2 separate regions of the Homo sapiens genome follow, and region 2 is linked to region 1. Evidence: chromatin loops called from intact Hi-C (ENCODE). Cell type or tissue: IMR-90. All regions are shown on one strand. Links, peaks and the distances in the headings refer to the core of each region. The heading gives the core; the rest is flanking DNA.

Region 1 (15,254 bases), core at 2,462-10,461:
AACCAGTGATTACATTATTATAATAATACTCTCTGATTACTTTTCTGTACAATTCTGTTTTCCCTGGAATTAATGATGATTGTTTTCTCTGTTGGTTTAGCTTTGTAATGGCAAATATGTATTTGCCATTGAGTCAACTTCAACCTTTCCATCTAGTCAAGAATTATTTAAAGACATTCAACTGTCTAAATCAAGACATTCTGATGCATTAACTGTTCTGCGATTTTTGCCTGGAAGTCATCTCTCCTAGAAATGCTGATGGCTCCAATTTAATCTGGTACACAGATCAGACTGTGCCTGGTACACAGCTGCCTCACCCTCATCCTGAGGGGGCCTTTCGTGTTAGACCTCCTGTTTTCTAAAACTCATGTCTTCCTTTTTCTTGATCAATTATCCCAAAATTATCAATTATCAAGAAAAAGTGCTTGGGAATTAAACATTTTGAGATCCAGAAAATGTTTTTGTGCTCCCCTCTCACTTGATTAATATTTGACTGAAAATAGAATACTAATCTAAAAATAACTTCAATAGCCTCATAATTTTAGGTGGCATCGATCCATTGCTGTGTAGATTTCAGAACTGTTGCGAAACACAAAGACCTTCACATTTCCAGTCCTTTGTAAGTAGCTTGGTTTTCCCCTCTGGAAGCCCATAGGATCTTCTTTTGGTTTTAAGTGGTCTGAAAGCTCTTGATTCGGTACCTTCATGTGGTGTTATTTTCCCTGGTTGTTCTGGATGTTTCATTCTGTGAAATCTTCTGACTGAGTGTTTATTTTCATTCCCTCTGTTTTTGCAGTCTTATCTTTTCTCTTTTCCCTCATTTCTGTTTTTATTTTTGTTCCACTTTGAGATAACTTTATCTTCCAAAACCTCTTGTTGGTTTTCCATTTCAGCTGCAGTGCTTTTAATTTCTAAAAGCCCTCTTTTATTCCCTTGATTTTTTTAATAGCAAAGCAGCATCTTGTTCGTGTTTCATGGATGCTTTCTCTGAGAATTTAATTATATTTTTAAGTAGTTTTTCTTACATGGTTTCTGTTTCTCCAATTTGTCTTTTGCTATTTGTTTTTGTTTCCATCTTTATTTTTAGAGGCTCACCTCAAATGCCTAGTGACCCCTGATTGTCTGCTCATGTTTAAGAGCAAAGCCTTAAAATTCTGATTGGAAGCGGTCAACACACGGATGGGGCTTATTGAATGTGAGCTTAAGTGTAAAGTGACCAGGTTGGGCCATTCCCTTAGGGAACCTCTGACATTAGTATCTTTAGGTCTTTCCTCTTGAATTGGGCAAATTCCCCAGAGAAGAACCATCTGGTCTCTTGCCTGGAGGTTAGAGGCCTGGCTGTCAATATTATGGGAAGAGGACTGGGGGTCAATGCCCCTGTATCCTTTTTGTTAACTGTGCCTAGTGTTCCCCAGGACAGAGACCCCCTCCTCTTAGTACTCAGTCCAGAAAATAACACTTATCTCCTGCTGGGAGTGGTGAGAAGCAGCCCCTGGTCTACAAAGAGCAGGCAAAGCTATCTAGAGATCTAACTGCCTCTTGACTAGACTTTTCATCAAGAGTCTTGTTTCTAGTCTCACCTTTAAACCCATTTCCATAGATACTTGTGTCATGGATTCCTGAGCCTTTGGGTACCTTTGTAAAATTGCTGGGCTTTTTTTTTTTCTGACTATTGGCTAGGATTCTGTCCCCTCAGGTCAGCCAAATTGATCAACACTCATCCATCTGCTTACTAGTTTCCAAAATTTGTTGCTGTTATCTTTTTATTCCTGTTGGAATTATATCATCTAAAAAACAATGTCATTTAATTGGGGTTTCAAAGGAAGAAACTCCTGCATGAACTCCTGGAAGCAGGGAATACTTTTAAGGAAGAGAAAACAAACAGTAAAACTATTACCACAGAAGTTCAAAGGGTGATATGCTGAGGGGAGGGTAAGAGTACAAGGAAAATATCCCAAGCTTAGCGCTTTCTCCTAAAGTGTGCAAGCGGAATGCAACTGAACCCAGAGAAAGAGGGAGCTCCTCACAACAGTAGAAAACCAGATTGGGAGGAAGCTTTGTAACAATTGGTGATTTTATCTGCCCCAGCCAATGCACACCTACATTTGAATGTAGGTGAATTTCTGAACCAATGCCTTGATAGGTGTATATTTGATAGGCGTACCTTTGAATGTAGGTGAATTTCTGTACCAATGACCCTCGTGATGTTATCACTCTCATTCTTCAAATGAAGCAAAAGGCCCAAGAAGGCAAAGTAACATATCCATGATTACAGCGATCATCAGTGACAGGGTCAAGATGTAAACTCTTGTCTTTCTGATACTAAACTTATGTCCCTTGGCCATATTGATCATGTGGCACTCACAGGCCATATTGCTAATATTGCACTTGAGAGTGACCAGCCATCTATCCGTACTGTCCCCACATTCTCCCCTGCCTCATTCACACTAACACTTGGAGCCGTGTGCTCCATGGTTCTTCTTGCAGCAAAGTTTTCCTTCTCTCCTCTGTTGGTATGCTCATTTGTTTCCTTTAACTTCTTAGTTTCCAATTAGTCAAGATCCATATTGCTGACAGATGATCAGGGTGTGGTTCTTAGTAATGTTTATGGATAATGTAACTTCATCCAAATAATGTCTTGGGGGTTACTCAGAGAAATTTAGCAGATTAGCTAAGGGAAAGAAATAAGCTTGATGTTATCTTTGCCAAATATAATGGATTAATAGCTAAGGACAAGTGATGATTTCTTTTGTGTATTACTTATAACATAGAAAATGAGTTTTTGTTTCTGAGGAATTAGTTTCTGGTCCATGCTTGGATGAGCCAGAAGTTTAGCTTTGTTGGCACTCTGGTTTTATCCATTTTTCTTCAATTCTTCCTTGAGGTTTTGTATGTTGCTACTCCTTCTCCTTTCTGTGCTAACAATTCTTTCCAGAATTAACACTTTCGGATATGAGTATTGTGGAGGATGTGGAAAGCGTGGTCTGGTATAAGATCGCTGAACCAATGTTGAGTGTCACCGATGAATCTTCGCACCGTCCCTAGGTACCACTGGGCACCACACCAGGCCTAGGGTGACAAAAAAGGAGAAGATATATGTGGGGGAAAAGATAAAGAGACATGAAAGAAGAGAGGGCAAGAAAAAAGGGAGGGAGGAAGGGGAAATAGAAGAAGGGGTGCTCCTGGGTAGGGCAGCTAATCTGGCAATAAGATCCCCAGTCTCTGGCTCCCCACCTGTGTCCCCCCTGGGGCCTGGGTATTGCACCACAGGTCCAAAGGGTAAGAGTTCTTCACCTTTCATTTTGGCCATAGTCTGGCTTGCTCAGTTATTGTCTCATTTTTTTTACCCATCCTATTTGCCTTTTCACTTCAAATCTCAGTAATTGCAGCAGCTTCTGAGCATGACTCAGCCCTCAGATGTGATCGGTACAGCCCACAGAAAGTTTCACAATGCATTGGAATGCCTGCAGACAGACCTGCACGTCTCGAGGCATTGGAATGCCTGTAGACAGACCCACATGTCTCGAGGCCTCAGAATCCCCACTTCTTGTTACATCCTCCACTTCCCGGCTTGAGCTGCCTACTTGGCCTTTTAACGCATTTGCGTAGGTGACACCTGGCTTCCACTCTGTGAGCCCTAATCCGCATGTGCCCTCCTAAGTATTATTTTATGCGTCTGTGTTCTTCATCCACCACCACATCTTGAAGTTACTGAAGGTAGGCACTGTCAGTAAAGGCATCCCACTGCCACTCCGCTTCACCACGGCCGTAACAGGAACCACAGGTATCACTATATCTGCCATTTACTGAGCTCCTCACATGTGGCAAGGCCTGTTCCAAACACTTTACGTGTGATAATTCATTCGATCCTAAAATACAAAGAGGTTTAGATGAGGAAACTGAGGCACAGAGTAGTTAGCTTGGCCAAATTTAACACAGGGAAAGCCCAGGACTCCAAACCCTTTCAACTTTACAGGCTGCATGCTCAATCACCACACCCAAAGCCAAATTCACCATTGACAGTGGACAGCCACTGAGTTAATTACGTTGGAGAAGTCATGGGGAAGTCTGGGAGTTGAGGCATCTGGATTCCAATTCCTACTCTCTCGTTTCCTTAATTTCTTTCCTCTCTATGTGAGGGGGCATATTAAGCAAACAAATTATGATGTGTCCCAGCTTTTCTGTCTTCAAAATGGGAAGAACAGACCACCTGTATCCATCTACTGCCCAGAGAAGCCTCGTCTGTTGATGATGCATCTCTTCACCAAGAGCCCGTCAGGGCTGCAACTCTTCTGAAGGAAGGTTGGGGGAAACCATGAACAAAATAAAGAACAGCTTTCAGAGCAGAGCAATAGCTTACTTTGTGAAAGCTTGGGACACAAGTGGTTTTTTTTTTTCTATAATGTCTTTGAGCATTGCAGGAATGCAACACACCAGGTGTTAGCTATTTTCTTAGAGTCCAGAAGTTTGCAATACAAAAGCATTTGGAATTGCTTTTGAATGCCAGGTATTTAAAGTTGCCAACCTAATGACTTATTAATAAAGCTCTCCACCACTTGTAAGCGAATGTTATTAACAAATCCTACTTCATCAGTTCATATAATCTGATTAACTGGAATAAAACAGGCATCTAGCTCCCCAGTAATTTGCTGAACTTGCACTACACTAAGGGATGTCTATGCTGCAAACCAACTTTTTAAATTTGTGTGTGAGAGGTACAAGCCATGCCCAACACCTTCCCAGGGTGCCATTGGCTTTTTGACTCATCCATACTCATCAGCAACCTCTCCAGGGGCCCTGTCTGATCTATCCAACTCCTGCTGGCAGGAAAGCTCCAGTTCCTCTGCCTGCCACGTTCTGAAGTCACAAAACTGTGCAGCCTCCTCTGGGCACCCTGAGATCATGAAGTGGGGAGGGGGTAGTGGAGCTGAAAATAGCCTCTGTTTGAGTCACAGGGACAGGGAAGCAGGGCCAGCCACCCAGGGTCACCATCCGGTGCCACACCCTGAGGGTCACTATCTGGGATCTATCACTTGAGGCCACCACCCGTAGCCACCATCCAATGCCACCTCCTGGGGCCACTACCCAGGACTCTCCCCTGGGGCCATTGCCTGGAGCCTTGTGAGTCAGAGCAGGTCAGGGTGCCTATTCCTGCCTCTCCGGAGCTTGAGGTCTGTGGATCACCGTTTCCCATTCCTTTCTAGCAGTTTCCTGGGTTATTTAAGCAAACAGCTGCTTCCTCATTGTGTCAATCGCAAATCTGGGCAATCACTGGAAGGAAAAATGGAAAGAATCAAGCAAAAAGGCCTCATTAACATCATTTAAAACTCCTCAAATTAAATGCCTGGATCTGCTCTCCCAGTTATATTTACCATAATCCCATGTTTTTTCCTCCATGTCACAAGCAGCCCTGAACACGGCTTTCCGATTTCCGCACCGCTTTGCCTCCGCTCCTCCAAACTCAGAATGTCTTCTTCCCCATGCTCAGGGCTGAGTGAAGTGAGTGGAGAGGGGGCTATCTGCGCCACTCCTTCCCAGCCCCCTCTCCTTTGCATCCTCTTCAAAATTCAGGCCAAATGTTACCTTTAGGGCTCATTCTTTGACAAATTAGTCTATAGGAATTTTTGTCCCTAAACTCTGATACTATTTCAGCCCATGAGTTACTTATTTAACATGCAGTGAGCCCAGGTTGTTTATAATCCATCTTCAGGATTGAGGAAACAGATAAAGAAAGCATGGGTCCTGTCCCAGGGAACTTCCAACCTAGGGAAACCTACTGATTCAGATCGAGGTATTACAGCATGGTAGGTGCTCAGCTAATTATGTGACAAAATTGTGGAAGTGCTTCCCAGCAGGGGGAGAAAAATCACTTGTAATGGTCAGAATTCAGCATGAGATGCATCAGGAGGGACAGTAGGTACCCCCGGCAGTGTGGCTTCACGCAGGATTCAGCCTTAAGTAAACGCAGCGTTTACTTAAGTACCCTTCAGCGTACGCTTTGCGATATTTTTATTTGGATTTCTAAAAATCTCATAATAAATGACCCTTCCTTTCCTCCTCTTCCTCCTGATTTAAAAGCTCTTGGTCCTACACAAATCTCCAGTTGCTCGTGTGCGTTGCTGAGCTCTAATCTGTGCGTTGCTGAGCTCTAATCTAGGATCTAAACAGCCCCTGGGAGGTAACAGTAACGTTCCTAAACATTGCCATCCTGTGGCCACATGAAGAGAGAACAGGAAATGGTCATGGATGCTGCCATTTAAAGAGGGAAGTCAAGCGCAAGCTGCAGTCCCCAGACCCTCCTTCTCACTCCATATCCTGTCCCCAAACAATTGCTAGCAACCATAAAGATGAATTCCTGACCTGGAGAGGCTGCTACTCAAAAACAGACCCACAAGCAAAAGCATTAATGAATGCAGGCCCACCTATCAATTCAAATGCTCTGCATCTTGGGAAGTCATATTTCTCAGGAGGGTAGGTTTGGGTAGGCTAGCAAACAGCCACCTCCTCCGAAAGTGCTGGTCTTCAGGAAGGTTGTAGACAGCCTGTTCTTAGAGGTTGCACCTCTTTTCCAGGTCAGAGTTGCTGCCTTCTGTTTGAATAAGGCTGTTGGGAACGGCACCACAGATTTTCAAATGTCTCCAGGAAGCTCCTCGCAGCTCGTAGCCCTGCTGTTAGGCCATGTTGACAGCATGGGCCAGGCCTTTGGGATTCTGGCCAGTGATGCTGGCTAGGGAGGAAGGGGGATAGGCCTGAGTCTGTTTGCCTCTTGATCCGTGTGGGTCATTGTCACTAAGGGATACCTAAAATTGAGCCTGAGCAGCCAAGCATGAAGAGAAGAATGGACCCCATGTTTGACCTGCTCTTGGACGCTTGATAGGTAAGATACTCACCTGGATCATTATGCTCCCTGTCTGCACTATCCTGGGCTGGCTTAGGTAGCCTAGTCAATCTAGACAGTCTTACGTCTGTGATGAGGTCAGGTTTCTTTGCTATGAGTCATTTCCCCCATTCACATAAATGGAAAAAATTCATCAAACACATGCTTACTTGGTCAACTCTGCAGCTTATCACACAAGGTGAAGAGCACATGACTTTGTCAGCCTGCAAATTTACTGGAGTAACTGCTGATGAACAAAGAAAATAGTTGATGCCAACCCCTCTACTAGTGACAATAATGACAGAGATACCTTACATTTGATTGCGCTTTTAAGCTATGTATGTACTGTGAAACACAGATATGAATTTTTAGGTTGGGAAATTGATACTCAATTTCAATTAACTAGAATGGAAAGACTGGAGAGTGATTTTGTAATTTTAAAACATTAGATTTGTTTTTCTAGCCTCTAGTAAACATAATTCGTAAGGATAAAATGAAAACTGATTACCTTCTTTTATCTAACAGAGAATGATAGTTAAGAGTCATGCTCATGATTGGAATTCCAACATTTATTTGATTAAATGGTCTATGTATTGAGCACGCATAGAGTATACTGCACAGACTCAAACTGTGGGAACTTACGACCTAAACAAATCTCTCCAATGCAAGGCAGTTGTGTGATGAGGCTTTGTATACATTCCAACAGCTCATTACTATAAAGCACTGCGTCTGCAAAAGAAAATAATTCCAGACATGGTAATCAAGAGGGCATTGTAGGAAGAGGATGATTTTGAAGTGATCCTCCAAAAACCCGAAGTATTTTGACAAGCAAAGCCAAGAATGGAGGAGGGGCATTTCACGTGGATGGAGTGGCTTGAGCATACCTTTCCTGAAGCAGAAAAGTATATTTAAAAACAAAAATAATAATAATAATAATGTGGTTTGGGTTAGCTAGAATAAAGGAATCTGGGAGATAAAGTTGAACAAATAGTTAGGTGTAATGTTATAAAAACCCCTGAAAGCCAGTATATCAGTTGGGGTTCAGTCAGAGCCTATAGAGCTCAAGACCAATTGAAATAATTTCATAAGAGGAATTAGTTACAAAGGTGTTGGGAAAGCTGAAAAGTTAATGAGGGGATGGTGAAGCCACCTTGGGCTTATCACCAACGGGGAGCTGTTACCACCCATAGGGCCAGAGCCTTAAAAGCTGGGGCTTCCCTGGGGGAGCTGGATCTTCTGTGGATGCTGCCCAGTAAGATCTGGGTCCATGGAAGGAGTCTGTCTGGCAAGAGTTGGAACCATAAAGGAGAGCACAGCCACTAAGAGACACTGCCTGACTTGGGGCAGAGGGTGTATCCTGGCTTCTTCCACTACCCTCCAATCTCTCACCAGCGCACTGGCCAAACGCAGCTGTGAGCTGGTTGGCAAGAGAGCCTTGGACTGGAAATTAATTTGCGGGGAAAAGGCAGGACAGATCTGGGAGCAATCAGGCAAGCAACAGCATAGTCATATTGTAGGATTGGACTATTCATTGTAGGATTAGACGATTCATTAAGTAGTGAATAGTCCAATCCCGCAATCTGACTGTGCTTGGGGTTTTTGGAGGAGAATGTTAACAATCATGGCATTGCACTTTGGGAAGGAGGAGGTCCTGGAGGAGAATGTAACAATCATAGCATTGGAGGATGACAATAAGATCCATTAAATTGCTGTGAACATTTGTATAATCATGGTGGGCTGAATAACAGCTTCCAAAAGATATCCACATCCTGATCCCCAAAGCTTGTGATTTTACCTTATATGGCCAAAAGATTTTGCAGATGCTACTAAATGAAGAATCTTTTTTCTTGTTTGTTTTTTGTTTTTTGGGGGTTTTTTTTTGAGACAGAGTCTTGCTCTGTCACCCAGGCTAAAGTGCAGTGGCACAGTCTCAGCTCATTGCAACCTCCGTCTCCTGGGTTTAAGCGATTCTCCTGCCTCAGCCTCCTGAGTAGCTGGGATTACAGGTACCACCACCACACCTGGCTAATTTTTGTATTTTTAGTAGAGATGGAGTTTCGCCATGTTGGCCAGGCTGGTCTCGAACTCCTGACCTCAGGTGATCCACCTGCCTTGGCCTCCCAAAGTGCTGGCATTAGAGATGTGAGGCACTGTGCCCAGCCTAAATGAAGGATCTTGAGATGGGAAATTATACTGGATTATCCAGGTTGACCCAATGTAAACACAGGGGTCCTTATAAGAAAGATGAAGGAGGCAGAGTCAGAAGGTGATGTGACAACAGATGCAGAGGTTGGAGTGATGTGCTTAGAAGATGGAGTATGTGGCCTCCCAGAAGTTGGAAAAGGCAAGGAAATGGATTCTTTTCTAGAACTTCAGAAGGAACCAACCTTTCCAATAACTTTAGCCAACTGAAACTGACTTAGGATTTCTGGTCTCCAGAACTGTAAGAGAATAACATTGTGCTGTTTTAAGCCACTAAATTTGTGTTAATTTGTTACAGCAGCAATAGGAACTGAATATAGTATGGGCCAAGTTCATAAATTACGGAGACTTCACATTCCCAGGTCTCATTTCCAGGGCCCACTGGCCAGAACTATTCTTTTTCTCCAGTTTAAATCCTCTGAAAGTGTAGATTCCTCCACAGGCTCCCAGGCACACAGTGTATACAAGTCCCTGCCCTCAAGGCGCCTGTTTATTCCACCCCAGGTGGAGGTCCACTCCATCAGTAGGTCCACTCCATGAGGACCTACGCTGTGTGTGCACGAAGCACATGCAGGTCCGTGTGGTCGACTGCCTCTGAAGTGAGTTCTGCTATTCATGCCCTGCTGGAATTCCCTCCCCTTGAGGGGGGCGCTGGACCTGATGACTTTCTTCTACTGGCTACACTGGAGTAGATAGGATGTCACTTCCAAGAGTCGGTTATGAGAGACTGTGACTCCTTGCTTACACATTCTCCTTCCATCATTACCTCCCTTTCCCCTCCTCCTCGCCTTCTCCCGCCCCCTCCTCCTCCTCTTTCTTCTCCTCCCCTTCCTTCTTTCCCTCTCTTTTTCTCTGCACCTCTCACTGTCTCTCTCTCTCAGGAGCCAGCTACCAGCAGATGCATCCAGGAGACCTCCCAGCCTGTGAAGACTCATTCTTCTTCTGAGGCCTCATGCCTTGAATATGAGACCAAATAGGGCCAGCATTTATTGGTCTTGGGCCGCTCTGTTTGTGCAGGCTGTCTAACCGCAGTAACCCCGAGCGTCTCTTAAGGAGCGTGGGGAGAGGCGGCTGGGAGCAAGCTCCGCCGTGAGAATGCTTTCGTTTGAGTGAAGGCCTCCACAGGCCCCTGCCGTGGATTGCTTATTTAAGTTCAAGAAATAAATATTGAAGAATGAAAATCAAAACCCGCAGAAATTTAGACAGCGAAATTCTGGGTGGTAAGGAAGATTGTGTGATGATTTCACAAGGAGGATTTCGGAGAGGATTCGGTCCTTATACTAAATATGTTTGAGGGTGGAACGCTCCCTTTTCTCGCTGCAGTGCAGTTACCTGAAGTCCTTGGATTCTAGGCCCCTGTTCTTCCCTGCTTTTGCTCTTACCTTGCCTCCATTTATTAAGCACTTACTGGATGCTACGCTTTGCACCGAAAGCCTTCTGTGAACTCCGAATATTTGAGATGGGTCTCAGTTAATTTAGAAAGTTTATTTTGCCAAGTCTGAGGACCCACGCCTGTGGCACAGCCTCAGGAAGTCCTGCCCACACGGAGACTTCACATTCCCAGGTCTCATTTCCAGGGCCCACTGGCCAGAACTATTCTTGTTCTGGGTAGGTTAGTTTTCTACGTTTTAGGGAGACACGAGACATCAATCCATATATGTAAGAAGTACATTGGTTCAGTCTGGAAAGGCGGGACAACTTGAAGCAAAGGCAAGAAGACTTAAAGCAAAGGGAAGGGGTCCTCCAGGTCACACATAGATGAGAGACTAATGGTTGCATTCTTTTGAGTTTCTGATTAGCCTTTCCAACAGAGGCAATCAGATATGCATCTATGTCAGCGAGCAGAGGGGTGACTTTGAATAGAATGGGAGCAGTTCCCAGCTTGAAGGGGCCCAAGATCTTTTCCTTTCACACTTCTATGCTGTGCTCATTTAACTCTCACAATTCAGTGAGGCAGGCACCATTACTATACCTATGTTACAAATGGGGAAACATACCTAAAGAGGTCACATCATTCGCCAAGGTCGCAGAGCAGTAAATACAGACTCTGGAGTCCAGCGGCACGTCAACTTTTACTTTAAAGCCAAGCCATTAACCACTGGGCTTCACGACCTCCCTCAAAGAAAACTGCTTCCAGCCTTTCCCTTTAAATAAAAACTTTGTTCTTTACATTCTAAATTGCTTTCACTTGTCAACAGCATTATGTGTAAACCCATCTCCTCACAGTTTTATTTATTTATTTATTTATTTATTTATTTATTTATTTATATTTTTTTGATACCGAGTCTCACTTCGTCGCCCAGGCTGGAGTGCTGTGGTGTGATCTCAGCTCACTGCAACCTCCGCCTTCCCAGTTCAAGCAATTCTTGTGCCTCAGTCTCCTGAGTAGCTGGGATTACAGGTGCCACCACCATGCCCAGCTCATTTTTGTATTTTTAGTAGAGATGGGGTTTTGCCATATTGGCCAGGCTGGTCTTGAATTCCTGAACTCAAGTGATCTGCCCGCCTCAGCCTCCAAAGTGTTTGGATTACAGGCATGAGCCATCGCGCCCAGCCCCACAGTTTTATTTTGAAAGAGTTGGCTGTAGTGTGGGTTTCTCAGCCTCAGAACTATGGACATTTGAGGTTGGATGATTCTTTGTTGTGGGGTCTGTCCTGTGCATTGTAGGATGTTGAGCAGCATCCCTGGACCCAGCCCACTAGATGCCTGTAACACGCCCCTTACCCCTGCGACAACTGTGACATTCAAAAATGTCTGCAGATACTGCAAATGCTCCCTAGAGGAAGAGGGAGCAGCATCATCCCCACTTGAGAACTGCTGGGCTGGGCTAGCGTTACACTCAGTGCCTATTTCCAAAGGGGCAGTGGATTTCAAGAGCTCCCCCTCACCATTCCCATCAGCTCATTCTAGAAAGTATTTTCAACCTACACTTACATTAGAGTATCCTGGCAATATGGTCATTTTCTTTCTTTCTTCCTTCCTTCCCTCCTTCCTTCCTTCCTTCCTTTCTTTCTTTTCTTTTTTTGACAGGGTTTTACCCCAGGCTGGAGTGCAGTGGTGCTATCTCAGCTCACTGCAACCTCCACCTCCTGGGTTCAAGCAATCCTACCACCTCAGCCTCCCGAGTAGCTGGAACCACAGGTGTACCCCACCACACCTGGCTAACTTTTGTAGTTATTGTAGGAGGGACTTTTATCATGTTGCCCAGACTGGTCTCAAATTCCTGGACTCAGGTGATCCGTCTGCCTCAGCCTCCCGAAGTGCTGGGATTATAGGCATGAGTCACCATGCCCAGCCTCATTTTCAACTAATCCTCAAGAAAGGAGCCCAAGGATTACTAGAGGCATAAAAAGCTCTGTAATTTCCGTAGGCACAACAGTGCTGAGAGGGACAGTGGAGTAGCGACAGAGGACTTGGTCAGGAGCAGAGACCACCAGCCATTATCTCTATGGCACCAGCATCCCCAGGATCCTCTGAGACCCATCACACAGCTTCACTATTCGATTGTTTGGGAGTATCTAGATTCCCGACTCTAAAACATGTGTTGTTTGTGGTTGTCACTGTCACAAGCCCTAGGATTCTTAGCATCATGGAGCAGACGTTGAGACTTACAAATGAGGAAAGAGAGAAAAAGTACTGCAAAATTTGCCCAGGCTCACCCTCTTCACCCTAATCTAGAGGAGGTGCTTGCTATTGCCTTACATATGGAATTGAATACAACTTTTGGAGGTTGTGTTAGCTATTTTACATCCTTAAGGGAACTTTTAGAAAATACCATATCAAGGCTTTGTTGGAGTTTTGGTTCCTTCAGACCCTGAGACAGTATTTGGGTGCTAGTAGTGTATTTGGGAAGTGACCCCGGGAAGCATGGTAAGAAGTCGGGGAAGGGAAGGAAGCCACTGACGTGCGCTTTAACAAACGGTGACCTATGTGGGCAACCATGGCTCAGTTCTACTGGGCCCTCCAACGGGCTGTGCCAAACACGAACACATCTTAGAATTGTGCCTCTAGGCCTTAGGGAGGTAGAATATTCATCTACCAACTCCCATTCCTCACTGGTTGAGGGTTGCTCCTGAGACATTAACTCCAGGCCTGTCTAGGCTGTCGCTTCTGCAACCAAGGATGCTCTAGTGGACAGAGAAGGCCCTTGGTCAGAGAGAAGCAGTAGCTGAAGCTAAGCAGGCAGGTGAGTTGCATTAGTTTTCTATGGCTGCATAAAAAGTTACCCAAAAATTTAGTGGCTTCAAGCAACACACACTGTGATATCAGTTTCTAGGGGTCAGGAACACAGGCACAGCTTTGTTGGGTGATTCTGCTCAGGTTCTCTCAGGGGCTGCCAGCAAGGTTTTGTCTAGGACTGCAAGCATCTCAAGGTTCAGCTGGGGGAGGATCTGTTTCCAGGCTTACTCAGGGGGTTGTGGGCAGAATTCAGCTCCTCACAGGCTGATGGGCTAAGGAGCTCAGTTCTCTGCTGGCTGTTGGTCAAAAGCCACCTTCAGTTCCTTGCCACATGGGCCTTCCATGGGACAGCTCACAACATGGCAGCTGGCTTCCTCGCAGTAAGCAAGCAGGAGGGCAAGAGAGGACAAGCATGACTGAAGACAGTCTTCTGTGTGTAACCCAACCTCAAAAGTGACATCCGTCACTTTCATTGCTTTCTATTCATTAGAAATGAGTGCTAAGTTCATCCCACAGTCAAGGGGAGGGGTTTACACTAGAGCTGGAATAGCAGGAGACCCCCAGGAGCCATTGTAGAGGATGCCTATTGCAGAGGTGCAGGTGAACTGCCCGCCAAAGTTCTAGGTAAACTCTCGGCTTAGCCAAGGACTGTGACCGAGGCACTGGCACATCTGCCCAGGTGAAGTAACTTCATGCTGCTGCACTGTCCCTAGTTACTGGGAAACATTGCAGTTGTCTTGAAACAGAGAGGCCCTGGAACACAATATTTTTAAAGGTAAACATTATTAAAAATGGGAACATTAACCTGGTGCAGATTAAAGAGAATCCTTCTGCCTCTCTGCAGATCTGAAACTCAGTTGAACTGAGTGACAGGGGCTTCGCTAAGTTCTAGGGACGCAGCATTAAATCCAGAGCAATCCCCACTCTCAGAGGACTGAAAGGGACCGAAGCATGGATGGCAGAACAGGGCAGTAACTGCTGTGCCAGGTGTCAGTGCAGGCAGCAGGTGGATACCGGCCCACTGGGCTTCAGGGATTCAATCCCAGCAGGGTAGGGAGGTGACTGCCTCTCCTTCCTCTAGAATGAGCCTTGTGGGATCACCAACATTCCTACCATGTGCCTTCATGTGCTTAATCTTTCGTGAAGATTTACGGTCAAGCACTTTCCCGGTAGGCGAGCCATGCTTTAGAAGGGACACTATGCCTGGCCCTGAAGAAAAACAGGAATAAAAGAGAAAGAAGTAAGAAGAAACAGAATGGCAGAAACTAACTAACACAGCCCAAACACATCGGAAGACAAGCAGCTCTCCCTCTCCCACAAATTAGTGTCCAGTATATGACCCCCACCCTTCCACACCAGCCCTCTTCCCTGCTAACCAGGCCACCTGCCCTACCCCTCCACTATGGGCAGGCACTCCCAGGTGCTGATCTAATCTACACCTGCCTACCAGCAGTATTGGAACCACAAATGCCTCCGGAGCAGACAGCTCCTCACTGTGAGAGTACTTTATCCCCTTTATTTAAGACAAACTTTAGGCCAGGCGCGGTGGCTCAAGCCTGTAATCCCAGCACTTTGGGAGGGTGAGGTGGGCCGATCATGAGGTCAGGAGTTGAGACCAGCCTGACCAACATGGTGAAACTTCATCTCTACTAAAAATACAAAAATTAGCTGGGCGTGGTAGTGCACACCTGTAATCCCAGCTATTCAGGAGGCCGAGGCAGGAGAATCGAGTGAACCTGGGAGGCGGAAGTTGCAGTAAGCTGAGATCATGCCACTGCACTCCAGCCTGGGTGACAAAGAGAGACTCCATCTCAACAACAACAACAACAAAAAATTATCTTGAGGTTAAATCCATTATCCTGGACATGAGAATGAAGTTCAATACCTTATGAATGAACCTGTTGCCTAGTTCCTGCCTCCTATCCATTTACAGTACATGGAGGGAGGCCCCAAAGGTAAAAGAGGAAGGAAAATTGAGTCATAGGAATTAAAGAC
Region 2 (15,254 bases), core at 2,511-10,510, 98 kb before region 1:
TTTATTTATTTATTTATTTTTGAGATAGTCTCCCTCTGTCACCCAGGCTGGAGTGTAGTAGAGTGATCTTGCTCACTGCAGCCTCTGCCTCCCTTGTTCAAGCTATTCTCCTGCCTCATCCTCCCGAGTGGCTGGAACTATAGGCATGTGCCACCACGCCCAGCTAAGTTTTGTATTTTTAGTAGACAGGATTTCACCAAGTTGGCCAGGCTGCTCTAGAACTTATGACCTCAGGTGATCCACCCGCCTCGGCCTCCCAAAGTGCTGGGATTACAAGCATGAGCCACCGTGCCTGGACAGGACCTGCCATTTAAAATGCTCCATGAAGTTTACAATTCAACAACAACAAAAAACATGATTGAAATGACCTGGAGAAAAAGAAGCCTCCAATTCTCTGGAGTGTAATTCACGTCAACTACAATTTCTGCAGCAAAGGCAAAAACAAACAAACAAAAAAAAAGTAAACAGTACTTACTTTTTGCAATAGGAAACTCTTGCACATGGTTTCACTGAAATTTAAAAGTTATAACAGAGCATATAGTAAAAATCTCCCTCCTTCCCCATCACCCAGTTCCCCGTTTCCTCTCCAATTCAGAGACAGGCTGGCACAGTTCATCTTTATTAGCCAACAAATATCTGAATTATGGGTGAGTTGGTTTGGCCCATGGTAAGGGCAGTGATCCAAGAACAAATCCCAGCAGAATGGAAAAGTTGTTAATGAAGCTTTTAAAAAACATTCTTCCATGTACACACAATGTAATATCGGTAGAATTATCTTCGGATATGAAGCACAAGCGAAGACCATAGAGGTTAGCAGTACCCAGGAGAAAAAATATTTTGGCAGACTGGGAACAGATCGAATAACTTACCTTTTTTTGATTTTCTGCAGGACGTTTGAGGCTCCTGGCAATGAGGATCTTCCTGTAAGTGTTTGAGTTAGGGTTTGGCATCTGGCTTGACCTGATTCGCACAGACACAGCTGGCCCTAATTATTATGAAATCACATGCGACAAGAAGGCCTTCTCTTGGCACTGGAACATTCCAAGCCATTAGGTGGATGTAAAATCTGGTCATTATCCATTAATTTTTCCTTTCCTCTGATATACTTCTAGACCTTCCAGTCACCAGACTCTGTGCCATGTTAAAGGAGCTCTTCACATCCCAACCATGTTCCTGGAACCCAAGAAACGATCAGTTATAATTTGGGCGACTGCCAGCTAATCTCCTTTCCCACAGGGTTGGGCAAGGGACAAGATAGCAGTTGTTCGTTTAGTACCTGGTATTTTACACTCTTTATTCCATTGAATAGTAGATCATATCTATGCCTGTTATATTTTCAATTAACTTAACAAATAGCAGGAAATGAAACTATTAAAATCTTATATCCTAGTCCCAGCCATTCCAGAGATTATCTTTAACTTTAAAAAAGGAGGAGGGAGGTAATATTTTACTAGGCAAAAATGTATAAATATACCTTTATAAATGAGTTCTTAAATTTTTTTGAGACGGAGTCTTGCTCTCTCATCCAGGCTGGAGTGCAATGGTGCGGTCTCAGCTCACTGCAATCTCCGTCTGCTGGGTTCAAACGATTCTCCTGCCTCAGCCTCCTGAGTAGGTGGGACTACAGGTGTGTGCCACCACACTCGGCTAATTTTTGTATTTTTAGTAGACACGGTGTTTCACTACGTTGGCCAGACTGGTCTCGAACTCCTGACCTCTTGTTCTGCCTGCCTCGGCCTCCCAAAGTGCTGGGATTACAGGCATTAACCACTGTGCCCAGCCTGAGTTTAAAATTTTTTAAGTGTCCCAGGTAGCTTCTAGCCTTGGTTTATGAAACCCTGTAATGTCTCCATTTTATAATTCTCTACACCACCTTCCCCCAAATAATCCACTGTGATTTAAATAATAAATGTGCCATGCTCTGTGGCTCATGCCTGTAATCCCAGCACTTTGGGAGGCCCAGGTGAATTGATCACTTGAGACTAGGAGTTCAAGGCCAGTCTGGCCAACATGGTAACACACCCTGCCCCGTCTCTACTAAAAATACAAAAATTGGCCAGGTGCCGTGGCACATGCCTGTAGTTCCAGCTACCCCGGAGGCTGAGGCAGGAGAATCGCTTGAACCTGGGAGGTGGAGGCTGCGGTGAGTTGAGATCATGCCACTGCACTCCAGCTTGCAGGACAAACTGAGACCCTGTCTCAAAACAACAACAACAGCAACAAAAACTAACTAGATTAAAAATAAAAATAAGAAAAAATAAAATAAATAATAAATGCGTGTAACATGCATGTGACTTAAGCTGTCTGGGTATCATGACAACAAACAAATGGCAATGGAGAGTGGTAACTCAGTGTTTCTTTAAATCAATTCACTGGCTGTCAGAACTTAAAAGACTTCCTGGTTAGTATTTTCCCAAGTTCACTTATTTGCATACCATCTTCATAACTTTTTTAATGGAATTTTTTTAAAGTATCAATTTCATATAATTAATGATGAAATAGTTTTACAATATTTGTTACAAAAAAAGAAAGCCTGTCCTCCATTCCTTGAAGTTACGGCTTTCAATGCTGCTACATTATTATTTTCTTTTCTTGCTCCTTGTTTTTTTTTTTTTTTTTTTCCTGAGACAGAGTCTTGCCCTATTGCCCAGGCTGGAGTGCAGTGGCAGGATCCCGGCTCACTGCAACCGCTGCCTCCCAGGTTCAAGCGATTTTCCTACCTCAGCCTCCCGAGTAGCTGGAATTATAGATGTGCACCACCATGCCCAGTTAATTTTTGTATTTTTAGTAGATACCAGTTTTACCATATTGGCAGGCTGGTCTCGAACTCCTGACCTCAGGTCATCCGTCTGCCCTGCTTCCGAAAGTACTGGGATTACAGGCGTGAGCCACCATGCCTGGCCACTAAATTATTATCTTCATATTTACCTCCAATTCTTCCCTTTAAACAGAAGTCTTGATATTTGTACTTGATTTTTCAAGTTTTAGCATTATCTATTGACTTCCTGCTGTGGAAGATTCAGATTAAGCTTTATTTCAATATTTCTGACCTAAATCCCTTTTCCCCCTCTATTATTTCCTATCCTTCCCCATTCTTCCAATATAGATATTTTGGTAAAATCAGTCTTTTGTTAGTATTCTGTACTTTAAAGATACTATTGACAGCTGAACAGCATAGTGAACTGATTTCTTTTTCTACACAGCTATTTATTTTTCTTGGAAAACCCTTTATAGAATAAATAATAATATAAATAATAGTTTGTTTAAGCTTATTTATTTATTTATTTATTTATTTTTATTTTTTATTTTTTTGAGACGGAGTTTCGCTCTTGTTGCCCAGGCTGGAGTGCAATGGCGCAATCTTGGCTCACCGCAACTTCCACCTCTTGAGTTCAAGTGATTCTCCTGCCTCAGTCTCCCAAGTAGTTGGGATTACAGGCATGCGCCACCATGCCCGGCTAATTTTGTATTTTTAGTAGAGATGTGGTTTCTCCATGTTAGTCAGGCTGGTCTCGAACTCTCAACCTCAGGTGATCCTCTCGCCTCGGTCTCCCAAAATGCTGGGATTACAGGCTTGAGCCACCACTCTCAGCCTTCGTTTAAGATTTTTAAGTACACTTATCACTAATGTATGTACAAACTTTCCCCTAGTTGCATAAATCTCTCAATCTTCATGCCATTGGTAGCCTTATAGTTTGATCTTTTAGAAGAATTCTCTTCTGGGATCTTCTGAGGAGAGGCAGGTTTCTGGCTGTGTGGAATGACAGAGGATGTCCCACTGCTTCTTACGATGACTTTCAACTGGAATTGTTTTCGACTTTACCTCCTCCGCATCTGATTCCACAGACAATGGGTGCAACAAATTCCTGGGCCTTCCAGAGGTTCTGGATGCAAATTAAGTTGCTTCTCAGCTTCCCCCACTGCTGGCTGATGGTTGAGATTTCCTGCATCTTCCAGGTAAGTTATCCCATGTCCGTTCAATGTTTCTAAAATTGTTGCCATGGTATTTCTCATTTTATTTGTACTATTATGTGAAAATTATGTACTGTTGTGTATGCTTTTAAAAACATCCTTCTGAACCCACATTTTAGTGGTTTTAAACTGAAAATCCTTTCAGTTTTTTTCCTCCTATCCTATTATTTTCTGGCCTTTACCTAATACAGGTTGAATATCCCTTATATAAAATGCTTGGGGCCAGGCATGGTGGCTCACACCTGTAATCCCAGCACTTTGGGAGGCTGAGGCAGGTGGATCACCTGAGGTCAGGAGTTCGAGACCAGCCTGACTAACATGGTGAAACCCCATCTCTACTAAAAACACAAAATTAACCAGATGTAGTGGCGCATGCCTGTAGTCCCAGCTACTAGGGAGGCTGAGGCAGAAGAATTGCTTGAACCCGGGAGGCAGAGGTTGCAGTGAGCTGAGATCACGCCATTGCGCTCCAGCCTGGGCAACAAGAGCAAAACTCAGTCCCCAAAAAATTTTTTTTTATTAAAAAATAAAATGCTTGGGATCAAAAGTGTTTTAGATTTTGGAGTTTTTCGAATTTTGGAATATTTACTTATATACTCACCAATTAAGTATCCCTAATTTAAAAATCTGAAATGTGAAATGCTCCAGTGAGCCTTTCCTTTGAATATCATGTCAGTCCTAAAAAGTTTTGGATTTTGAGCTGGACACGGTGATGCATCCAGCTACTTTGGAGGCAGAGGTGGGAGGATTGCTTGAGGCCAGGAGTTCCAGATCAGCCTGGGCAACATAGCAAGACTCCATCTAAAAAAAAAGGTTTTGGATTTTCCAGCATTTCAGATTCTGGATTTGGGACTAGGGATATTCAAACTGTAGTAGTCTTTATATTGACTTGATTTTTATATTTTAAACTCATCCTAATCAATAACATTAATAAAATTATGGGTGGAATATAGTTAGATTTTCTTATATAGTTATATTTTCTAAAATACATTAATATATATTAAAAAGAAAAAAATATTGATGTACCACCAGTGGCATGCACTCTACTTAGGGAAACACTGCCTTGGCCCACTGCAGACATTAAGGTCCAGGGAGGTTAAATGGTCTTGCTTGAGGTCTGGCAAATGGCAGAACTGGGACATTCCTTGGATCTCCTGAATTCCCTACTTGTTTTTACCACAAAGTCAGCCAGCTTTGCGCAAAGCTGGCTTTTCTTACTGCAAAGCAGCCAGTTTTTACCGCAAGCCAGGCCTGGGCCTCTATGTAGAGGTACTCATTAACTATATGCCTTACTTCTCTAAGCTATTCACTACCACTTGGCATGTTATACCACCATGAAATTATTTACCCCCTAAGTTACAGAGCTTGTTTGAAGCTAACAATTCCAAATATGCCCCACTTTTAGCCCTGAATAGAGAGATGCATTGATGGAAAAATAAATGAGGTCAGTATTCTTTTCTACTCATCTGACAAGAATGGCACTTTATTAAGGAAGCAAATTTTCCAATGTGGTTTCCAAAAATCTTACTCATTCCAAAATGAATAAGGAGGTGCTCCATTCTTTTCTTTGCTATATCAACATATAGGACCTCCACGTCACAGACCTTAGATATTTCCCCAAATAGAAAATAGTACAGTTTGTAAGTGGCAGAATCAGTCTGTAAACACAATTTGTTCCAAACCCATCATTTAAATAGAAATGGCCCAAAGCCAGCATTGCTTCAAGCATAGGAATTCTCATATCATTTGTCCTCACCAACAAATTCCACAGTACCAAATTTAGCTTGGTGAGACAAGCATGATGCTGAAAATACATCCTCTGCTGTTATTTGGCAACATTTAATAAAAGAAGAGCAGATGTTGAACTATAGGGACAGGTTAAATTTTGAAATTACAGTGCCATTATAACTAATTAAAGCCAGAATAAAAGACACAAATTTGAGAAAGATAAAATTATTGAAATAAGACTTTGGAGTTTGTTTTAACAGGATTTGATCTGTGTAACATATTTTGTAATGTCTATTTGTATTTGTACATAATTGCACTTTAATTTATAACAGTTTAACTTCAAATATTTTTCTACTTTAAGTACAGTGCAGTATTTAAATAGAAGTATACTTCTATTTCTTCCTTCTTGTCTTTATGCTATTGTGATACATTTTGCTTCAATATATGTTATGAATCCTGCAATATACTGTGATTATTTTCACTTTAATTAGTTGATGATGTCTTAAAGAAGTCATTTATATATTTATCATTTCTGGCACTCTTCAGTCATTTGTATAGATCCTTTTCTTGTGCTGTATCCTGCCTGAAAACTTCTGTTTTCTTTCTTGTTGTGCAGATGGCTAGTGATGAGTTCTTTCAGCTTTTGTTTGAAAAGTTTTAATTTAACTTTTATTATTATTATTATTATTATTATTATTATTATTTTCAGATGGACTCTTGCTCTGTGGCCCAGGCTAGAGTGCGGTGGCATGATCTCGGTTCACTGCAATCTCTGCCTCCCAGGTTCAAGGGATTCTCCTGCCTCAGCATCCCAAGTAACTGGGATTACAGGCACCCACCACTGCGTCCAGCTAATTTTTGTATTTTTAGTAGAGACAGGGTTTCACCATCTTGGCCAGGTTTGTCTTGAACTTCTGACCTTATGATTCACTCACCTCAACCTCCCAAAGTGCTGGGATTACAGGCATGAGCCACTGCGCCTAGCAGTTCACTTTTATTTTTGAAACATTTTTTGCTGGGTATAAAATCCTAGATTTACAGCTTCTGTTTCATTACTTTAAAGATATTGTCTCATTGTCTTCTGGGTTATGTAGTTGCTGTCAAGAAATCTGCTGCCATTGGTTTTGGCTGTTGTTCTTATGTAAATAAGATGTCCCCTTTTCACTGGCTGTTTTAAAAAATTTTTTTGACACTGGTTTTCAACAATTGGGCTATGGTGTGCCTTGGCATGATTTTCTTAATGTTTATTCTGCTTGGCATTTGTTGAGCCCCTTGAATCTTCAATTTATAGTTTTCTTCAAAATTGGAACACTTTTATTTATTATTTTTTCAAATATTTTATCTCCCCCCTCACATCATTTTCTTGGCACTTTAATTATACACATGTGTTCATCTAGGTTATATATGTAAAGTCCACAAGTCACTAATGCTCTATTCATTTTTTTTAGTCTTTTTTCTGTGCTTCATTATTTCTTCAACTTCACTTACCTTTTCTTCTGCAATATCTGATTAACTATTAATCCCATGCAGTATTTTTCAATTAAGATACTGCATTTTTCATCTTTATGTGTTTTATCTGAGTCTTTTAAAAGTATCATCAATTTGGCTGGGCATGGTGGCTCACACCTGTAATCCCAGCACTTTGGGAGGCCAAGGCAGGCGGATCACCTGAGGTCGGGAGTTCAAGACCAGCCTGACAAACAGGGAGAAACCCTGTCTCTACTAAAAATACAAAATTAGCTGGGCCTGGGGTGGCACATGCCTGTAATCCCAGCTACTAGGGAGGCTGAGGCAGAAGAATCGCTTGAACCTGGGAGGCGGAGGTTGCGGTGAGCCAAGATCATGCCATTGCACTCCAGCCTGGGCAACAAGAGCGAAACTCCGTCTCAAAAAAAAAAAGTATCATTAATTTATCTTTTCACCATGTTCATGTTTTTATTTACTTTCTTATAGATAGGAGTGTATTTAAAATAGATATTTTCATGTTCTTGTCTGCTAATTCATTATTTCCATAATTTCTGGGACTGTTTCTATTGATTACTTTTTCTTTTGGTTATAAGCAATGTTTTCCTGTTTTTTTGTATGCCTGGTAATTTTTGACAGGATACCTGGCATTGTGATTCTACATTGTTGGTTGCTGGATTTTGTTATTTTCTTTTAAATAGTGTTGAGCTTTATGCTGGTACAAAATTAAGTTACTTGGAATCTATTGGATCCTTTCCTTTTCAAGCATTTTAATGGTGAGTTCAGAGTGGCTTTTAGTCTAGGGCTTATTTAGTCCCACTAGTAAGGTGGGACTACATAAGAAGAGTCCCCCTCTGAGGACTCTAGGAGGTCTTTCTACTCTGACTGGTGGGAACACAAACTATTCCTAGCCCTGTGTAAGCCCCAGGAATTGTTCAGCTTGCTGCTTTTGGGTGATGGTTTCCCCTTAGATAGTTTCCTCTTGTGTATACATGAATCAGCCATCAGCCAAAGCTTCAAAGTGGCTCCTTTATAGATCTCTGGAGTGCTCTCTTTTTCTCCCTGTCTTCCCCTGCATCTCCCTCCTTTCTAGTGCATAGACCCATACGTTCTAGTGACTTTGACCTCCCTTGGCCTGGATCTCTTGCTCCTCATCTCAATGAGACTGCTGTGCTATTTCTTCCTCCCTATACTGCAATCTGGAAATTGCCTCCAGGTAGCAAGCTGGGGCAATCATAGGGTTCACCTCTTTATTTTCCCTTCCTCTTGGATCATATTTCTGTGCTGCCTGTTGTCTAACATCTGAAAACTACTGTTTCATATATTTTGTCTAGTTTTTTAGTATTTTAAGACAGGAGGGTAAATCCATCCCCCATTACTCTATCATGGCCAGAAGCAGAAGTCTTCCGATCCCCTATAATGAATGTTTGTGGCTGGAAAAATGTTTGTTTATTTTCTATAACTTTCCCTAGTGATTCTACAGTTCCTTACCAAGTTTGATGGTAAAATAAAAATTAATCATGCTAGAGGCCGAGCATGGTGGCTCACACCTGTAATCCCAGCACTTTGGAAGTCCAAGGTGGGCAGATCACCTGAGGTCGGGAGTTCAAGACCAGCCTGGCCAACATGGAGAAACCCATCTCTACTAAAAATACAAAACTAGCCAGGTGTGGTGGTACATGCCTGTATTCCCAGCTAATTGGGAGGCTGAGGCAGGAGAATGGCTTGAACCCAAGGGTGGAGGTTGAGGTGAGCTGAGATTGCACCATTGCACTCCAGCCTGGGCAACAAGAGCAAGACTCCATCTCAAAAAAAAAAAAAAAATTAATCATGCTGGAACTTCACTTTGGTCACATTAGCAGCAGGCTTCTTTTCCTATTTTGTTTCCTGGCACCTGCTGGATCTCTAAAGCAAGAGAGAGTCAAACCCTTGGTTTCCCAAGTTTGGGTCTACCTGATTCATTCACATATACTTTATGTGATGATCAGTGTTTTCATGTTTAGATTCCCATAACTCGTGATTATCTGATACTGACTATAGTTGTTGAAAATTATATATAAAAAAGAGCCCTAATAAAAGTCGTAAGAAGGCAAGCATTCTCTTGAGTGCTCACCTTTTTTATTTCTACTTCACATACTGGAGCCCTCTCCTTGACTTCAGGCCTTCAGTAACATTCAGGCAGTTCCCCGACTCTCCAAAATCCCTTCTGGAAGCTTCGCACATAGACACATCCTATTTCAAAATTATGCTCTTTTTCTTTTTACAAGATAGTCAAACTCCAATGACCTGAAAGGCTTAACCCGTTCACCATAAGAAGCTTGAAGGTAGGAACTAAATCTTCTTTTTGGTGTTTCATCAGATTCTAGAATGTCATCTGACACTGGACTTCATAATTGTTCACTTTCTGAGTATACCTTGAGTGATTGAGGGCAGGAAATTTGGAGCTACTGTCACAGTGCTTTCTACCACCTCCTCTGGCTTTTAGGGTGTCCAAGATAAAATAAGAAGGGACCCTGTTTTCTCATAGTTGCATTTTTCTAGTGGAGGCTCTACCTCTTATCTGGTCTTTAAAAGAGAAGAAAAGACTAACCTCTTGGGAAGGTTGATTTTGGCTTCTGCCCAATAACCCAAATCCATGAACACTCTCCCACCTTCTGAAGTTGTATCTCTAATTTTTTCATAGACATTTTAATAGGGTTTTCACTTCCCTACCATTAGTTTATATTTAATATCAAGTTAATGAACTACATTTGTAGGATCTTTATCCCAAGTCTGTATTCCTCAATTTTTTACAGACTTTATGCTTTCGGGTAATCATTTCAAGTTTCATCATTTTTCAATATATCCCACAAGCAATTTGTGACTTGGCTCTATCAGCTTGAAGTAATTAGAAATTCACTTGCACTATTGAGGACTTGCATCTGTAAAAGGAAGAAATATTTTCTGGAAAAATGGATTTGCAAAATGAAGGCACTTTGGCTTGGTGAGTCTGGACCTCACACAGGTTGAGACAGTCACAACTTGAGACCGTGAGATAGGTGAAAGGCCCTTGAACCAGAACACTAGAATCAAATGAGTCTTTTCTCTCATGTTGCCCTGTGGTAGACAGAATGTGGGGTTGATGACCAGGCCAAGCTAAGGAAAACTCAGGTGGATGGGCATGAGCAGGCTTGTTTTCAGATTTGAATAGCATTTCAATACCTTCAAAACCATTTTCACTTGTTCATCACCCTGCTTTTCACCACCAATGAAATGTGGCTATTCCATTCACCTCTGGACACTTTAGGTTCCTCTTTGTTTTCCTCCTTGTACCCCTCTCTCTCTTTTTTTTTTTTTTTTTTTTTTGAGACGGAGTCTTGCTCTGTCGCCCAGGCTGGCGTGCAGTGGCGCGATCTCGGCTGACTGTAAGCTCCGCCTCCCGGGTTCACGCCATTCTCCTGCCTCAACCTCCCGAGTAGCTGGGACTACAGGCACCCGCCACCGTGCCCGGCTAATTTTTTGTATTTTTAGTGAGTCGGGGTTTCACCGTGTTAGCCAGGATGGTCTCAATCTCCTGACCTCGTGATCCGCCCGCCTCGGCCTCCCAAAGTGCTGGGATTACAGGCGTGAGCCACCGGGCCCGGCTTTTTTTTTTTTTTTTTTTAAAGACAGAGTCTCCCTCTGTCGCCCAGGCTGGAGTGCAGTGGCAGGATCTCGGCTCACTGCAACTTCTGCCTCCCAGGTTCAAGCGATTTTCCTGCCTCAGCCTCCCGAGCAGCTGGGATTACAGGTGCACACCATTGCAAGCTAATTTTTGTATTTTTAGTAGAGATGAGGTTTTCCTGTGTTGGCCAAGCTGGTCCTGAACTTCTGAACTCAAGTGATCCTCCCACCTCGACCTCCCGCAGTGTTGGGATTACAGGGTGAGCCACCGCGCCCAGCCAAAAGCTAAGTTTACATATTGTACAAGTCATAGTAAGAATAGCCAGGTGTGGTGGCTCACGCCTGTAATCCCAGCACTTTGGGAGGCCGAGGCGAGTAGATCACAAGGTCAGGAGTTCGAGACCAGCCTGGCCAACATGGTGAAACCCCATTTCTACTAAAATACAAAAAAATTAGCTGGGTGTGGTGGCACATGCCTGTAATTACAGCTACTCGAGAGGCTGAGGCAGGAGAATCCCTGGAACCTGGGAGGTGGAGGTTACAGTGAGCTGAGATTGTGCCATCGCACTCCAGCCTGGGCGACAGGGTGAGACTCCGTTTCAAAGAAAAAAAAAAAGAATAAACATGGACATCTCTACCAGATTGTCAGTAGATGGTTTTTGTCTGCTCACAATCTCCTTAGGGAATAACAAACACTTCTCCCTTTCCTACACCATATGGTTCAGGCATGATTCAACACGTGCTTTGACTTAAAAACTGGACACACAGTTTAGGTTGGGCAATCAGAGAGATTGTTTCAAGGATGGGCAGAGCTCTCCCCAGGATTTTTCTGGAATGATTAAAAAACAGCCTCTATGTTTTGTTTGCCAGCTGTAAAGATAATGTAACACTGGAATCTTGGTGGCCATATTTGCTACTGAGTTAGAAGGGAAAGAATGAAGGCAACACAGGAAATGTGGAAACACAATGAAACCGCCATTGCAAAATTATAACTGAGAAAATTATTACAGTGAAAGAGATCTGACCTAACCAACCCCATCTTGCTTCTGACCTCCAAGCTGTCCTCCTTCATTCCTGGGCACAGGCCGATCTAACTTTGGGAGGAACTTAGTTTATAGTTTAACTTTGAAACAGAAATGATAACAGCCCTTTCCTGAAACGAATCCCCCTCCTGTATGGGGACAAGACTACCCTTGTAGGACTAACAAATTAGCTACAAGATTAGAAATTACGGTTTGGGAGTCATGGAGCTGGAGGCTACAAAATTCTGACCCTCCCCAAATTGCTCCTGGGGATAACGTCACCATTGTAAAGCCCTGCACTCGCTGCACCAGCTGGCACCACCCAGATTGATAAACTGGCTCATCTAGTCTTGTGGCCCCCACCCGGGAACTGACTCAGCACAAGAAGGCAGCTTTTACTCCCTATGGTTTCATCTCTGACCTGCCCAATCAGCACTCCCAACTCACTGGCCCCCTACCCACCAAATTACCCTTAAAAACTCTGATCCCCTAATGCTCGGGGAGACTGATTTGAGTAATAATAAAACTTCCATCTCCTGTACAGCCAGCTCTGCATGAATTAAAAACTTTCTCTGTTGCAGTTCTGTCTTGATAAATCAGTTGTCTAGGCAGTGGGCAAGGAGGACCCATTGGATGGTTACAAATTTAAGGTAAACTATTATGTAGGAAAATACTGTGTTTTTGATATGTTCTCACACCACAACAACCATCTGAAACCGCCTTTGCAAAATTATGACTGAGACAGTGAAAGAGATCTAACTTAACTGACTCCATCTTTCTGCTAACCTCCAAGCTGTCCTTGTTCATTCCTGGGCATAGGCTGAACTAACTTTGGGAGAATCTTAGTTTACAGTTTAAACAAAGATGGTAACAGCCCTTTCCCAAAGCAGACCTCCTTCTTGCCTGGGGACTAGATTGCCTTTGTAGGACTAACATTAGCCATAAGATTAGAAATTATGGCTTAGGAGTCATGCAGCTGGAGGCCACAAGATTCTGACCCTCCCTAAACTCCTCCTAAGATCAGTGCTTGAGGTATTTTGCAGACCCTGCACTTGATGGATCAGCTGGCCCCACCCAGATCAATAAACTGGCTCATCTGATCTTTTGGCTCCCACTCAGGAACTGACTCAGCGCAAGAAGACAGCTTCGACTCCCTATGATTTTATCTCTGACCAATCGGCACTCCTGGCTCACTGGCTTCCCCCACCCACCAAGTTATCCTTAAAAATTCTGCTCCCCCAGTGCTCAGGGACACTGATTTAAGTAATAATAAAACCCCGGTCTCCCGCACAGCCGGCTTTGCGTGAATTTCTCTTTCTCTATTGCAACTCCCCTATACTGATCTGGGCAGTGGGATAGGTGAACCCCTTGGGCGATTACACATCAACACAGAAAAGGATTTCTGTGACTAAATATTGTTTTTTTTTGTCTCCACACACCAAGTAGCAGACACCAGCTAGGTGTTCTCCAACTGAATTCCAACACTATCGACCTGGAGATAATATCACATCCCACAAATTGGGGGCCTAGTCCCCAAGACTGCTCCCTATACCCCCAGGCACCAGTTGCAAGTCTGGGCCTCAGGAACTCCTGACAACTAGTTTCAAATTGGGGTTCCCACGACTCCCTCTTTGCCTTCTAATAATTTGCTGGACTGGCTCACAGAACTCAGGGAAACACTTTTGGTTACTAGTTTCTTTTTTTTTTTGAGACGGAGTTTCGCTCTTGTTGCCCAGGCTGGAGTGCAATGGCATGATCTCGGCTCACCTCAGCCTCCGCCTCAGCCTCCCGAGTAGTTGGGATTACAGGCATGTGCCACCATGCCCAGCTAATTTTGTATTTTTAGTAGAGACAGAGTTTCTCCATGTTTGTCAAGCTGGTCTCAAACTCCCAACCTCAGGTGATTCACCTGCCTCGGCCTCCCAAAGTGCTAGGATTACAGGTGTGAGCCACCATGCCCGGCTGGTTACTGGTTTCTTATAAAGGATATTACAAAGGATACAGATAGGGTGAGGTATGCGGAAAGGGGCATGGAGATTCCATGCCCTTCCTGGGTGCACCACCCTCCAGGAACCTCACATGTTCAGCTATCCAGAAGCTCCCTGAACCCAGTCCTCTTGTTTGGTTGGTGTTTTGTTGTTTTGAGACAGGGTCTTGCTCTGTGGTCACCCAGGCTAGAGTGCAGAGGTGCAATCACGGCTTGCTGCAGGCTTATCTCCTGGATTCAAGAGATCCTCCCTCCTCACTCTCCAAAAGTGCTGGGATTATAGGCATGAACCACTGTGCCCAGCCCGTCTTGAGTTTTTGTGGAAGCTGAGTGATGTCAACATTCTTCCTGCAATGTTTTGTCTGGGAAGGGTCCTAAGCCCCACCATCAGAAAGGTGGGGAAAGATTAGTCTTGCTTTGGGGTAGGTGAAATGAGGACAGGAGAAAGTTGAGATTTCCTGGGGCCTGCCCCTGAGGCCTAATACATTCAAGATTATAACAAAAGACTGTAAAGGGGACTATGGAAGCAATGAACCAGGAACTGTGGAGGAAAACAAATATATATCATAACACCACAACTATTATAATAACATGATTTGGGCTCCTGGATCCAGCTCCCAAAATTCATCCTTAGATTTCCCAAGAGCCTATAATTACCCGTTTTTGCTTAAATACGTTTGAATTGGGTTTCCGTTGTCAGTGGATTTAGGTAGACCTTTAACATGAAACACCAAGCTGTGGGCAAGGTATGAGGAATCTGGTGAGGCGCATGTCCGGACTATCGGAGATTTACAGTGGAGCACCATCTCCCCAAACATTGCTACTACCTCCGTCTGAGAAGAGGCAGGCAGTGAGAACAAGCCGAGCTGAGCCTCTGGCGGTGAGGACCTGGCTAAATCCAAGCCAGGAGCACTGTGGGCCAAGGCTGGACAGCCCTCACCTATGGACTCTTGTCACTTCCAGGTACTGCCAAATGCACCTCAGTGGGGGTGAGGAAGTGGGCGGAGGCACTTCATGCTGACCCGAAAACAGACCCAAATCGCCCTTTCTGTGCCTGGGGGGCATGAACCTCCACGGCCCCAAACTGCAGTTGCAGAGGCAGAGTGGCAGGTCGACATTTCTGTTCTGTTCCTCAAATCCTTGGGGACTCGAGGTGTCCCCAAGGTGTTTCTGTTCCTCAAGTTCTTGGGGAACTTTCACTGTGTTCTTCCAGCTTATCGATTCTGCCTTGAGCAGCAGCAGGCAGGTGTGCAGGGGGTGGTTGGGAGGGGAGCCCCCCGCCAGCATCGAAGTGCTGATAGATTAGTCAGGAAAAAGAGTTGCTGCCTTCATCTCCCCTTGTGGGCTTTGGCCTCTTTCTCCCAATTGTCCTTTGGCAGAGGTGCAGAACGCTGATGAGATACCCCTTGGACTCCTTCCAGAAGAGTCTCCCATTGAGG

What was found. A loop is a pair of places that touch in the nucleus more often than their neighbours do. Peaks named below come from ENCODE experiments on the same cell type or tissue, not always from the same donor. Only the 100,000 strongest peaks of a DNase experiment are listed, where the experiment ranks them.
Region 2: it touches region 1 in a loop (2.4-fold over the local background); 12 of 110 quality-filtered maps call a loop at or near these places.

Annotation. Positions count from the first base shown.
Region 1 is chr13:44,812,427-44,827,680 of GRCh38, forward strand. No RefSeq gene overlaps it. Among named protein-coding and RNA genes, the nearest start is that of LINC00330, 10 kb to the left of the region's middle. In IMR-90, for the core only: a CTCF peak has its summit at 6,214 (motif pointing left); DNase peaks (open chromatin) are centred at 3,455, 7,005 and 7,555; H3K27ac peaks cover 1,650 bases.
Region 2 is chr13:44,714,826-44,730,079 of GRCh38, forward strand. LOC105370185 (a long non-coding RNA gene) reads right to left here and starts at 9,352. Exons shown (of 3, transcript XR_941929.4): 1 at 9,278-9,352; 2 at 870-1,173. RefSeq lists an enhancer at 1-173. In IMR-90, for the core only: no CTCF peak of the experiment used is centred there; a DNase peak (open chromatin) is centred at 5,606; H3K27ac peaks cover 354 bases.